2 separate regions of the Mus musculus genome follow, and region 2 is linked to region 1. The links are chromatin loops, found by intact Hi-C in ENCODE. Cell type or tissue: heart. All regions are shown on one strand. Each heading gives the region's core, and the rest is flanking DNA. Links, peaks and the distances in the headings are about the cores only.

Region 1 (6,452 bases), core at 1,008-5,007:
TGTGTGTGTGCACAGTCATAAAGCCTAGGTTTGAACCTTGTGTATGCTAATCAGGTGCTCTACCATTCAGTCATAGCCCCACTTTTCTATCCTTTTTACTTTGTTTACTTTTGTTAGAGTTATAGGCACCAAGAACTATTTCTCTAGTCCACATAAACACAATGGGCCAAGCATGCTGACCAACCCTCTGCACCTTCAAATGGCCAAGTGGTTCTTCACATGAGTCCCTGAACCTCCAGAGGCAACAGCACCACCTAAAGCTTGCCAGAACCCCTCAGGCAATTCTCACTGAAGCTCCGGGTGGGTGCAGCAGTGAGAGATTTAAGACGCTTTCACCTCCAGGGCTCCAGGCAAGTCTCCTGCCTGATCAATTTAGAGAAGAGCAGAGACTATGGCAAACTGAAGAGCATGCATCTTCCCGAAGGGACCCTGTGGCTCAACTCCAGTCTACCTACATTCACTGTAAGCCACTAGCCGGCCTGTAAGCCCAGCCTTGTGAGGACTGAGGTAGGAGTATCTGGAGTTCAAGGCTGGCCTTAGCTACATCTCAAGATCCTTCCTAAAAGGAAGAGAGAGGCACAAAGAAGCAGGAAGACAGAGAAGGAAAGGGACTATCAGTCAGCGCATCTAAATACGGAAAGACCACATCTCTCTCTATATGATATTTTTGCACCTAAGTATTGGCGGCATTTTTGAGTTTGTTTTTAATCCCATAACGACTAAAGAAACTTTTCTTATAGGTTGAAACCAGCCCAAGAACAGCCATGGAACGACTTGAGGAGGTGGAGATAACTCTCCACAGGAATGTTCTATTAAGAGGCTTTAAGCCCAGGCTATTATAGCTACCTTAGTGCCAACGTTCCCACAAAGCCCCTACCTACAGTGTGGACTGCTTCTGAATCCTCAATTACCAGAGATAGTCTACAGGTCCTGGCCTCTCTCTGGGCCAGAAGATAAACAAGATGGAAAATTCTAGACCCTTGATGATCACAGCCCAGATCAAGACGGGAGTAGAGAGTAAAACCACGCCCTGAGCCAAACTTAGGTTGTTGGCTACAGGCACTCTCTCTCCTGCAGCCCACCTATGGAGGAGAGAATCGTGTGTATTTTAAAGGCAGATTCAGATAGGTCAAATGATTTGTTGTAGGTCACAGAGTTGGCAGATAAAAGAGTCAGGCTGTGAATCTACCTGCACCCCAACCTGTGTAGCTCCTAGTCTTCCAAATTGTCTATCAACTACTGGATGGGAGAGTCCCTGGGGTAAGGCCTGGATTCCCCTGCCACCACCTTCTTTGTCCAGGACACGGTGAAGGCTACCAACCAATATCAGAGTGTTGACCCCTGCAAGAAGGAACTAGTGATGACTCTGTGATAGGTAGAGATCTCAGAAGAAGGAAGCTAGCCCACACTTGGCTTCAGTTTTAGAGTCTCTCTCTACATGGAAGCTCTAAGCCCAAGCTAGGGAGTTTTGGGAGCTGGGGTCACCCTGGAGAGAGAGAGAGCAGGGCCCAAGGTTGAAGGTTCTGGACCCAGCCAAGAATCTTGAGTCCTCTTTCCTTGTCTCAGTCTCAGTGTTCACATCCTTCTTCCTCCGGGCCCAGCCATAGTACCATGACCCAGGTAAGCATGGGTGGTTGCCAGAGATTTGGGGGAAAAAGACTTAGTCCTGCCCCTTCCTGCTGGTGACCTCATGTGGTCACAGCTCCCAGAAGAGCTGGACTGGCCAAGGTCCTGCCCTCCCCGGGGTCATGGGGGGAGGGGAGGGCTCCCACAGGTAGAAAGTGAGATTCCATTCTCACAGCCACAGGCCACAGCGGGGCTGACCCACAAGGCCCTATCAGAGCCCTCAGGGACCAATCAGCACCACCAGCCTGCATGGGACCACAACTGGCTGGACACTGAAGTCAGCCTAGCCAGGTCCTAGCAGTCTGCTGGGGCCCTGAGGTCTCACTAAATGGGGAGAGATAGCCCCAAATGACCCACAGGAACACATAAGGAAAAAGGGGAAAGACAAAGTAGAGACATGATAAGCAAATGGATTCGGAGTTAAGAAATGGTCATCCAGTACACACACACACACACACACACACACACACACACACACACACACCAGACCCCCACACAAATGCACTTCTGTTTCCATATGTGCACTTCCTTATGTTCCAGTATTCGTAACACACATCCCTGTATCCCTCTGCACTGTGTGCATGAACCAACCCTCCCTCCATGCCTCCCCCCACTCTCTCGCTCTCACCCGCCCCCACCCCCCGCCCCGCCCTCTGAGCAGGAGTTCTACACTATACTAGCAGCATAAACCCAACCCGGAGTTGACTGATTGCACCGCTTTTGTCAAATGTCAGGGCAGAGCGTTTACAACCTGGCTTTCTCCACCAGACAAGGACACCATGTCCCACTCACACTAAGGCAAAAATGTTTGTGATGACTGTGGCTAAGAACAAGCCTGAGAATCAAGGTCCTGGGCACCCCACCCGGGATTGGGGTGGAAGGGAGACAAATCCGGGTTGTGCGATGCGCTCTGCGCAGCCGCAGCCTGGCTGACTTCTGGGCCCCACCAGGAGGTCGCCTAGCCTAGCGCAGCCAGGAAGTCAGTTCGGAGTGACAGCTCCCCCCTACGCTGTTTGTTTATTCATGACTCATTCGCCTCCACAGACTGGCTCTTCTTTCTTCTAGAAGGAGGGAGGACAGGAGCTGGCGGGCGGGCGGGCGGGAGAGGACGGGAAGGGGAGAGGCCGGCTCCACAATAAACAATGAGGCAGCTGAGGCCCGGCGGGAGCAGCGGCCCAGGCATCCCAGGCCCGCCTGCCCGAGGCTCTCTGTCCCCTATCCCGCCGCCACCTCCGGGCGACCCGGCCGGAGCAGCCGTAATTGGATCTTCGTCTCCTCCTCCCCTTCCCGCCCATCATCGGGGAACCGGTTAAAGACCGGGTACCTCGGCATCACCGGCGGATCCCAACCTGTGATTTGGCTGCCGGGCTTCCCCGGGGCGGCTCGGCGACACCCTGCAGGCCAGGCCCTCCCCCACCGCTGGCCCTGCGTAGGTCCCGGGGTCCCCTCCGCGCGCAGACTCCCTCGCCTGCTCCGGGATAACAGGAGGAAGCGAGGATCCCAGGCTTCAAGGGCCTCATTGTTCTGCCTGGAGGGGCACGTTGAAAACGCCCCAGGATTCGCTTCCTGTGAAAACAGCCTGGGAGGGGGTGAAGGGGGGGATCCACTGTGGAAACGCGTTACCCCAACCCTGAAAGCTACCCAGATTAGACAGGGCGGAGGACATTGTTTTGATTGTTGATGGCTCTTTCTTTTTCTTTCTTTTTCCCCTCGTTTGGGAACCCACCCACCCTCCTTCCCTCCTCGGGGCCAAAGCTAAGTCTTTCGGGCTGTTGAGCAAGTTGGAACTGTGGGGCCGTTTTTTTTCTGCATAAATAAGGCCAGTGAATGGCAGAGCCAGATATAAAGTCTGATTCAACGATTCAAAAGAAAGCAGGGGCGATGAGGTGGGCATGCCAGAGGAAGCATTCCCCCAGCACGGCCCTCTGAGTCATGTCTTGCACCAGGAGGGGAAAAACAGACCACATCAGGCCACAATATGTCACATGCCTCCAGCAGAGGCATGGGCCTGCACGGCACCGTGGGGGACCTAGCTCCTTCCTCCACAGCTGGGTCAGCAGAGAAGAGGCTTGGGCAGACAGAGGTGGGGGCTACTGGTCCCAAGGTCTTCTCCCGACCCTTTCCTAATTGTCCTTGGATAAAGATGATGCTAAGATGGTGCAGAGCACAGCGCCTGCTAGGTGCTGAGCCTCTATAAGACAGGTTCTTTTATATCCCATATATACATAAGGAAGTTGGGCCTAGAGTCAAACAGTCCACGGGGTCGGGGAGGCAGCCCAGCAGGTCACCAACACTTCTAAGCCCTAGACTGAGACCTCAGGACATGAGGACGGCGACAACTACCTGAGGGGCTCCATCCAGGTGAGATCTTTCACCTCCTCTGCCTTTTATTTTTGCCCCAGCCTCATCACCCATCGAGTGCCCTTCTTATCATGCTTGGCATTTTGTTTTCCTGCCCCCCACCCCTTACATGCCATCAAGAATGCAAGCTTCATGAGGGAAGGATGCTGATTCGTTCAGGAATGAACGAATGGATCCTACACACACAAAAACCACGTTTGTGGCATGGAGATTCCTTGAGCCATGGATGGATGGATGGATGGATGGGTGGATGAGTGGATGGATGGATGGATGGATGGATGGATGGATGGATGGATGGATAGGTGGATGAGTGGGTGGGTGGATGGATGGATGAGTGGGTGGGTGGGTAGATGGATGGATGGATGGATGGATGAGTGGGTGGGTGGGTGAGTGGATGGATGGACAGACGGAAGGATGGATGGATGGATGGATGGATGGATGGATGGATGGATGGATGGATGGATGGGGGATGGATAGATGAATGGGTGGATGGGTGGATGAATGAGCAGGTTTCCCCTGTTGACCATTCCTCCTACCTTTGTGCATGTGGGTAACTGCTCCTGGGACCTGGCCACGCTTGCCACTCCTGTGCCTTCCTCTGGTCACCTCCTCATTGTTCTTCGTCCCTCTAGACCTGACCGATCCTCCCTTCCTTATCTCCCACTGACCCTTCTAGATCCCTGCTTCCTCTGAGGACACACCCTCTGTCCTGTGGGCCTCCCAATTAATCCCATGCCTCTTTAACATCCTGGATGGGTTTCTGGACCATGATACTATTAGTTCCACAGGATGGGGGTTCCCCTCAAGCCCAGTGTCACCTGTCACATTTCTATAAGGCACTCCACTTTCCCAGTACCACTCCTTTCCCTGACCATAGCCCCAACTCACTGTCCTTTGCTCAAAACCTGATGTCACCTGCTGGGTTTTAGCATCCACATGGCCCACCTGATAAATGGAGTCTCTAGACCATTAGCTCCCATCTCCAGAGACTTTCTTCCCTAATGTCCACCTTTTGTCTATGGCCCACCTTGGACCAGGCTACCCCTTCACACCTGCGTCTCCCATTTCAACTTCAACCATTTGCTCTTTGGTCTCATCTTCCAACTGTCCCAGTAGTATGGTTATCTGAGGAACACTCTCCTGCACCCCAGAATCCTCACTACACCATTTTCTCTTCACTCATCACTCATTTTTGCAAACCACACAACCACATCCCTCCCAGCCATAGGCCCAGACTAGCCTGAACAGTGATTCAGGGCTGTGTCAACATGGGGGCTGCAGGCTGGCACAGTGTCCAATGACTGCCTCTTTCCTATCTCCCTATGAGTTCTCTGCCTCCTATTACCTCGGGACTGTCCATCCTGGAGACACTCAACTCCATCAAAATCGTGAAGTCCTTCTTCTGTGCCCTATTGCCTCTCGACACACACTGTTGTTCTTCAGAAATACTGGCTAAAGGAAACCCCTTTGACCACAGCCATCCTGACATCTGTCTCATCCTGAATCACAGAGCGTCTTCCCTCTCTCCCCACGCTTAACCACTGAGCTTTCCCACCCAATGCCCTCCATGGCTCTATCTACCATGTATCTATGCGGGCATGCAGTTACTTTTTCTTATTCTCTGTCCTTCTGGGGCTGCCAGGATGGATGCATTATTCTTTGTGCCTGGGCCCCTACCCCTGCCTCCCCAGTCATCCCTAATCTCTTGTAGAGCTTTCCTCTTCTCTCCTCCAAAGGTGAAGGTTACAGAAGGCTGATCTTCCTCTGCAAGACCATTTTGTCTCCTTCAGGGGTTATGGTATCCACCCCTGTCTTGTCCCACACCTCTGTTAGACGCTGAGCTCAGCTGGATCATACCTTCTGACTTCCACGTGCTGGCACTGCTACTTTCTCCTGGTATTCTTCCTGGTACACAACCCGTGACTTAGCACAGATGAGATCAGCCATGATCTGAAGCTTGCTCCAACCTCCTCCCATATCTCCTGCTGGGCTCAGCCAGGAGAAACTGGCCTGGACTCCAGCTCATCCCAGGCATCCAGGCCTCGGTCTTACCACCTGACCTCTGCAGGGTTTATCAATTCATTCTTGCCCGAGCTATTGCAATCATCTTGCCACCTCTTGCCCTTGCTTACTGTGAGTCAGCTGCCTCAAGACTGTCTAAAACACAGACTCAAACAAGTTTCTTGCCAGTTCTAAAGCCTGCATTGATGAACTTCAGCTACTAAGGGTGCAAACCAACCTGGTCTCAGAGAGACCCCCAGCACCCCACCCCCACACCCCAATTCATGCATAAAGCACTGATTGCTTCACCCAGCTTCAGGCTGAGCTAACCTGAGCTAATCTGAGCTAACCTGAGCTAACTGCACTCAGCACCCTGCCCCAGTCTACTCAATTTTTTTTTTTTTTTTGTCTTTCCAGACACTATCTCAGGCCTCTCTCCTAGGAAGTCTTCCTGATTCCCTGCT
Region 2 (6,452 bases), core at 1,412-5,411, 140 kb after region 1:
GCTCCTGTAATCAGGTTAGCCTCCCTCTGCTAGTGCGTGCTCTGCTGAGCCAGACCAGCTGCCTCTAATGGCGGGGGTCCACCTGGCCCTCTCTGTGGTGCTGGGGTTGGGGGAGGGGAACTGGGGAAAGACCAGCCAAGGGGGAGGCTGAGCATCTCTCTGAGTGGCCCTCTCTAGGAGGCCTTATTCTGGCATCCAAGACCCTGTTTCCTTCTCCCACCTCCATGAGCCTGGGCACTCATGAGCATAGCAACTGCCGCTCTTCACCTGTGTTTGTTACACTCCCTTCTATGCATCCTTGGAAACCCAATTCCCATCTCTATCTCTTCCTCTGGACTTCTTTCCCTGGCTCCCGCCAACACTGGGTGCTCCTCTGGCCAGGAACTTCTCAGTGCCAATGTGTTGAGAGCATTACCCCTGGATCTAGTTCCTCGGGAGCTTCGGGAAGAAAGAAAGAAAAAATTCCCTTTCTCTGTATGGACCTCAGGTAGCAGCTTGAGAAATACCCAGTAAATATCCAGGGCCAGCCAAAGAAATAAGCAGCCAGAGCAGAGAAAGAGTCAGGAGGGTCAAGACAGCTGCTACCTTTCCCTTGTCCGCTAGTCTACTTCCTGCTGGGGAGGTCCATTCCGGGCTGCTCTAGACACATGCCAGGCCTGAAATAGACCCGTGGGGCCTTGGTGGTATCTTCACAGCCCCTCCTCCCTGCTGGGCATCTTGGCTTCTCCCCTCTTGGGCCCTGCACACTGCCAGGACCTTTGCCATCCAGCAAGGCCAGGCAATGTTCTCTGGCCCTGTGTACTTTGGTTTTTATAAATACTGTGTACACGTAGGGTCTGCCGCACCCCAGGAGCGCTGTGTGTAAGGACTGGAGTACTACTGCAGGCGTGACTGTGCTACTAAATCCGCCAGCTGCCTAGTTACCATTCATCTTGCATTTATTTCTGCTAATTAAAAAGAGGAACTCTTAACAACTTTTACGTAAATACTATATTTGTTCTATGTAAAGATGGGATTCAGATTTGCTGGTGATTAGCTGATTGTCTAATCTTGTGGCTGTCACACATGATGACCTTGTCTCCCCCTCCCCCGCCCCCGCCCAGCCTTAGAACTCAGATGCACTAAAGGTTCCTGGGGGTGTTGGGGGAAAGTGGTCAGGGGGCCTGTCTGGGGTGCAGGGGTTCACCAGGAACATTTAGTATAAGCAACCATGAGTGCTTAAGCTGCAGTCTGACTGATGGAGCTGGGGGAGTGCCCGGCCTCTATACTTATGGGGAGATTGAGACACCCCCCATCTCCCAGCGAGAGGTGATGTCTATTTCTGCTGTGTGGACTTACCTTCTAGGATTCAGCTAGTGTGCTGTGCACGTCTTGGGAAATGGACTAAGAACTTGGGGCTCAAACCGTCCGTCCTATGGAAGAAAGGGGCAGCCCAGCTAAGCCCCTGTGCTCTTCTAGAAATCTCTGTCTCCTCTCACTTCCCACCTGTGCTCTGGCTCCACAGCAGCCCTAGTGCTCATGGACACATCCGCCCCACCTGAACAGAGGCTCCTGAACAACAAGCCTGCACTCTCCCAGGCCCTGCACACTGATGTGCCGGGAAGCAGGTGTGGGGCTGATTTCACATTTTTTAATATTATGTATTTATTTTCATGTGGATTAGAAAATATGTATAATTAGTATATAAGACCCATGATTTGGCAGACGATAGTACTTTAGATGAGGCTATATAAAAAAGAAGGTGATTGGTTTAAAATGATTTAAATAATGATACATAAATAATTTAGGTGGAATGCAGATGGGCTTGCCGTATCTGGTGACAAAGGAGGGGGACACACTGAAAGAGCCCGGGTGACGATGACTTCCAAGTCAGAGCCAGTCCCTGGCATTGGGAATCCGGAGACCTGAGTCCTGACTGCCATTCCCTGATCTGTAGATACCTTACTTTATCCTAGGTGCAGACAGCACTCCCAGGTCATTCCAGAGTCTCCCTTACTCTCTTGGCCATATGCAGAGTGAGAGTGGGAGGACCTGTGGAGTAGCTTCCTGCCCAAGGTCACTTGACACAGGGCACAGGCCTATGTCTTGGCCTTTCTGGTGTCATAGGCTGTAGATAGGAGGTCAATGAGCCCCTGGCTGGCTCCCTACTGTCTATCTGTCTTCCAAGCCTGTCTCAAGACACTAAGGCTGAACAGCTCCAAGGCTCTGGTGGCTTCTAGCCAGGGTTTTCATCTTGCCTGCTGCTTCTGAGACCTTGGTCTCCTCCTCTGTTCCGTAGGAGATGGTGGGCCTGAGAGACATCTGAGAGCCTCCTGCAGAGTGCTCCTTGGGAAGTGCTCAGAGCAATCATGGTATACTGTGGGACATGGATAGATCCCTGGGCCACCCACTTCCTGATATGCTATCTGTGGGAGGGGACCCCCCCCCAGTGCTACCAGACACCCTCAGTTCATCAACCCTTGGGTGGTCCTGGAGGCCTTAGGGGAAAATGGGAGGCGAGGGAAGAACAAAGGCATGGCTGGAATGGCCAAAGACACCTGTCACTACCTCCTCCTCCTCTTCCTCTTCCTCCTCCCCTTCCTCCTCCCCTCCCTCCTCCTCCTCTTCCTCCTCCCCTTCTTCCTCCTCTTCTTCCTCCTGTTCCTCCTCCATCAGCCACCAGCTAGCCTGTTCCACCATCATTTGACTTCATGACCCCAGGCTTCCAGCAATTCTCCCTGCCCTCCAAAGGACTAGCTGCAGACCTCTCAGGAGCTCACTGTTCTTACAGGCTGGCCCCTGTGGCCACTCCTCTCCAGCCACTTCTTCTCTCTGATGTGGGATAGAACCTGGCAGCATGCTGGGTGACGTTGAGCAGCCCCTTCCACCACCCCACTACCAGCCCTGTCCATGTCTAAGGTCTCTCCCGCTCCAAACCCTATCTATCTATCTGCCCTGGCAAGCGGAGGCAGCATCCATTTCTGCCTATGCAGAAGACCCAGTATGGTGAGGCAGAGCAGGGGGCCTGTTCACTCGCTGAGGCGTTGGTGCCAGGTGGGATGAATCAGTGATGTCGTTCATGGATGAATGCATACATGAATGGGTATACTTAGCATCTGCCCTTGGTTGCTGCTGCTGCTGCTGCTGCTGCTGCTGCTGCTGCTGCTTTTGGAGTCTCTCCAGCTTCTCGGTGCGGTGGCCGAGAGGACTGGTCAGGGCACAGTGCCAGCCTGTCTGGGTTCCTATCCTGGCGGTGACCTTGAGCTGTTTTCTTCGTGTCCCTCTATGTTTCCTCATCTTTTAAAATGGGTACAGCGTGTACTTCCCAGGATGTCATGAGACTAAATGAGTCAGTTGACATAAAGTACTTAGAATGGTACAGCTAATGGCCCTAAGTTAGTCGGTATTAACAGTTTCGTTACCATGATGATGATTGGCAAAGTTAGGGAGAAGCTGGCTGGAGACTTGGAGTTCCTGGGAGCTGTGGAGTGTTACAGGTAGAGAGGTGTCACAAGTTGTAATTGGGAGCTTCTCGCTATAAGTATTTCTGGTCAGTCATTTAAAGAAGCCTCACCAGAAATGGGATTTGGATCCCTGAGGATCCAGGAGTTTGTTCTGATTTTTCTAACTCTAAATAGGCATTTACAATTTTACATATTTTTTCAAGAGGGCCTCCAAAATGCCATAAACTTCAGCTGTCATAGACCTGAACTACAGTTTGCCACTGTGCCTGTTTCTGTGTCCCCCTTCACTGGTCCCAGTAGGAGGCACTGTCCCTCTTATTCTTGACCATGTGGTGTGCCCCAGGCTGAGCATGGCCTGAAGGATTGATTCCAGGCAGCCCACAGGGGGAAGGGGCCCTCAGAACACCTCCTGCCGGGGATGCGAATCACACCAAGGCCTGGCGCTAGGCCGAGTTGCTGCTGCTTTGCTAAGCTGAGGGCCACTGCAAGCAGGCTGAGACCTCGGTACTCTCTCTCCCTCCTCCCCTGTGTATGCTCTGGTGCGGGCACTGGAAGGCAGTTAGGCTATGGGAAGCAGGTTGCTGAGTTGTTGGGTTGTCGTTGGAGTAGCTGGCTGTGTGCCCAGTTTGGTGTCAGGGACCCTGTGTCCTGTGTCAGGTCATTGGCCTTGCTCAAAAGGATCTCCCTAGTCACCAAGACCACAGGATTCTCACTTGAAGGCTAAGGAGAAGATGGTGTCAGCCCCCTTATCAGTAATCTCAGAGTGAGGTATAAAGAGAACTCATAGCTCGAGAGGGCAGGACAGATAGAACTGGCTTCCAGAGGCTAGGCCGTTAGCTGGGGAAGACCCCTGGGTAGGCACTATGGACACTTGCTGCCTCCACTGGCATCAGGGCCTCTAGACCCTGCTCTGAGAGGGCCATTTATAACTCACAGCTGTGCGGTCCTGAGCCCAACTGACTGTGGTAAACCGATCTGGCTTCAGGAAGTCCCAACCCAAGGCCACTCCCAACCCGGCCCCATGCTCTCCTCACCTCCTGACACCCACATCCTGTTCTCAGCAGGAAGGCAGGCAGTGGGGCCCAGCCAGGGTCTCCAGCTGCAAAGCCCCAGATGGCCCTAGAACTGTGAGGCCCTAGAACCAACACCATCGAGGCCTATCCCAAAGACAAATATATAGGGAGACCAAGGTCAAAAGAAGGCTGGGGCCTGTGCTAGAGTCCACAGAATCAAGGCTCAGGAATGAGGTTGTAGCATCAGGGGTATGCTTGGAGCTCCTGGTATGATCCAAAGAGAGATTGATGCTTCTAGCCCCTGCCAACGATCACCAGAGGAGGCTGATGGAAGAAAGAGGAGGGCTTCAGGGAATCCTGGGAAAGGACACCATCTTGGATCCCAGACTTCAGCATTGCCATCTTCATCCAGTCGCCTCATTCTCTAGAGGTTCTTTACCAAGCCCAGAGATTGTGTAGGGCTAGGCATGGGCTGGAGAGAGGCTGCTGCTGAACGCTCCCAGCACCCGAGACCTAGGCTTTGTCATATGCTCAGGGCAGGCACTAACCTCTCTGCTTTGTTTTCTCTGCAAACACTCTTCTGCCAAAACTTCACTGTAGTGAGTTTGTAGAAATTTGGCCCAAGAAACTTAAGACATTTGTGACTAGATTCTAAAATCAGAACCCGAAAGAACATAAATTTTGTTTTATTTATTTATGCTGTGTATTTATTAAAGAATAAGAGAAATGCATTAGAAATACCTAACTATCTGTGGCTCTCCTCTGCTACACACTGAGTCTGGAGGATGGGGAGGTGGAGACAGGTAGACAGGTAGCCCTGAGGCTCAGCAGCTGGCCAGTCAAGCAGAACTGGTGAGCTCCAGGTTCAGTGAAAGACCCTGTCTCAAAAGACCAATGTGGAAAACCAGGTGTAGTGGCAGACACCTTTAATCCCACCACTAGGGAGGCAGAAGCGGGCAGATCTCCGTGAATTCAAGGCTAGCCTGGTCTTCAGAGTGAGTTCCAGGCAAGTCAGAGCTGGTAAGACATAGTAAGACACCATGTCTCAAAAACAAACACATACACACACACATACACACACAAAGAATATGGAGAGTGAATACAGAAGACACTCAACACTGACCTTATGTGCACACAAACGCATACAAAAATTAAATAAGTAAGGCTCCATGGTTAAGAGCATATACTACTCTTCCCGAGGACCTAACTTTGCTTTCCAGCACTCACACTGCCTGTAATACTAGGGGGATCCAATGACTCTGGCCTCCAGCTTCCCGTGGGCACATGGAGGTGCCCTCACATGCACATGGCCACCCACACAGGTGGCTTCTGGAAGAGCAGCTCCAGCATGTCCCAGGAGGGCCCAGCATGCAGACTCTGGATCGCCAGAGTCAGCTCTACTCCCTTGAGGTTGATCCTCAGGGCTGTGCAGTGTCTCACTGGACCAGCAGGTGAGGAGGGCTGGGTGTGGTGCAATGTCTGACTGGGGGTTGGTTCTGTGGCAGGTGCTTTTGACATGGGGGATAAATAATGGGAATACAACTAACTGGTTGTCCCGTGACGGTGATTTTATGCTTTTGAGGAGACAAGGATAGCGAGTGACCCTGAGAATACTGTGTGTCAGGTAATGGTAGTATTTTATTCATTTAGTTGTTTGTTTGTTTATTTGTTTGTTTACAACTGAGGACATTTATAGGTCTCAACAAGCATGTGGATTGAACTCAGCTTGTTGCTCACCTGCTTGAGGCTGGGATTTAAGAAGCAGGCAGGAAGCCGGACATGGTGGCATAAGCCTTTGATCCCAGCACTTGGAGGCAAAGGCAGGCGGATTTCTGAGTTTGAGGCCAGCCTGGTCTACAAAGTGAGTCCAGGGCAGCCAGGGCTATACAGAGAAACCCTGTTTTAAAAAAAAAAAAAAAAAAAAAAGATGCAGGCAGGAAAGAGACGTGTCATGCCATGTGGGGCAGGGGGCTCTGATGGCTCATTAAGGGTGGCC

The links. Peaks named below come from ENCODE experiments on the same cell type or tissue, not always from the same donor. Only the 100,000 strongest peaks of a DNase experiment are listed, where the experiment ranks them.
Region 2: it touches region 1 in a loop (2.2-fold over the local background); 1 of 42 quality-filtered maps calls a loop at or near these places.

The regions. Positions count from the first base shown.
Region 1 is chr14:25,375,484-25,381,935 of GRCm38, forward strand. All of the region lies in intron 1 of Zmiz1os1 (a long non-coding RNA gene), which reads right to left. Gm41113 (a long non-coding RNA gene) reads left to right here and starts at 3,794. Exons shown (of 2, transcript XR_874439.2): 1 at 3,794-3,987; 2 at 6,406-6,452. In heart, for the core only: a CTCF peak has its summit at 2,562; DNase peaks (open chromatin) are centred at 1,808, 2,548, 3,058 and 3,628; H3K4me3 peaks cover 2,238 bases; H3K27ac peaks cover 3,696 bases.
Region 2 is chr14:25,512,956-25,519,407 of GRCm38, forward strand. The region is part of intron 2 of Zmiz1 (zinc finger, MIZ-type containing 1); the gene reads left to right. Among named protein-coding and RNA genes, the nearest start is that of Mir3075, 18 kb to the right of the region's middle. In heart, for the core only: a CTCF peak has its summit at 3,740 (motif pointing right); DNase peaks (open chromatin) are centred at 2,426, 3,076, 3,916, 4,456 and 1 weaker place; H3K4me3 peaks cover 261 bases; H3K27ac peaks cover 3,453 bases.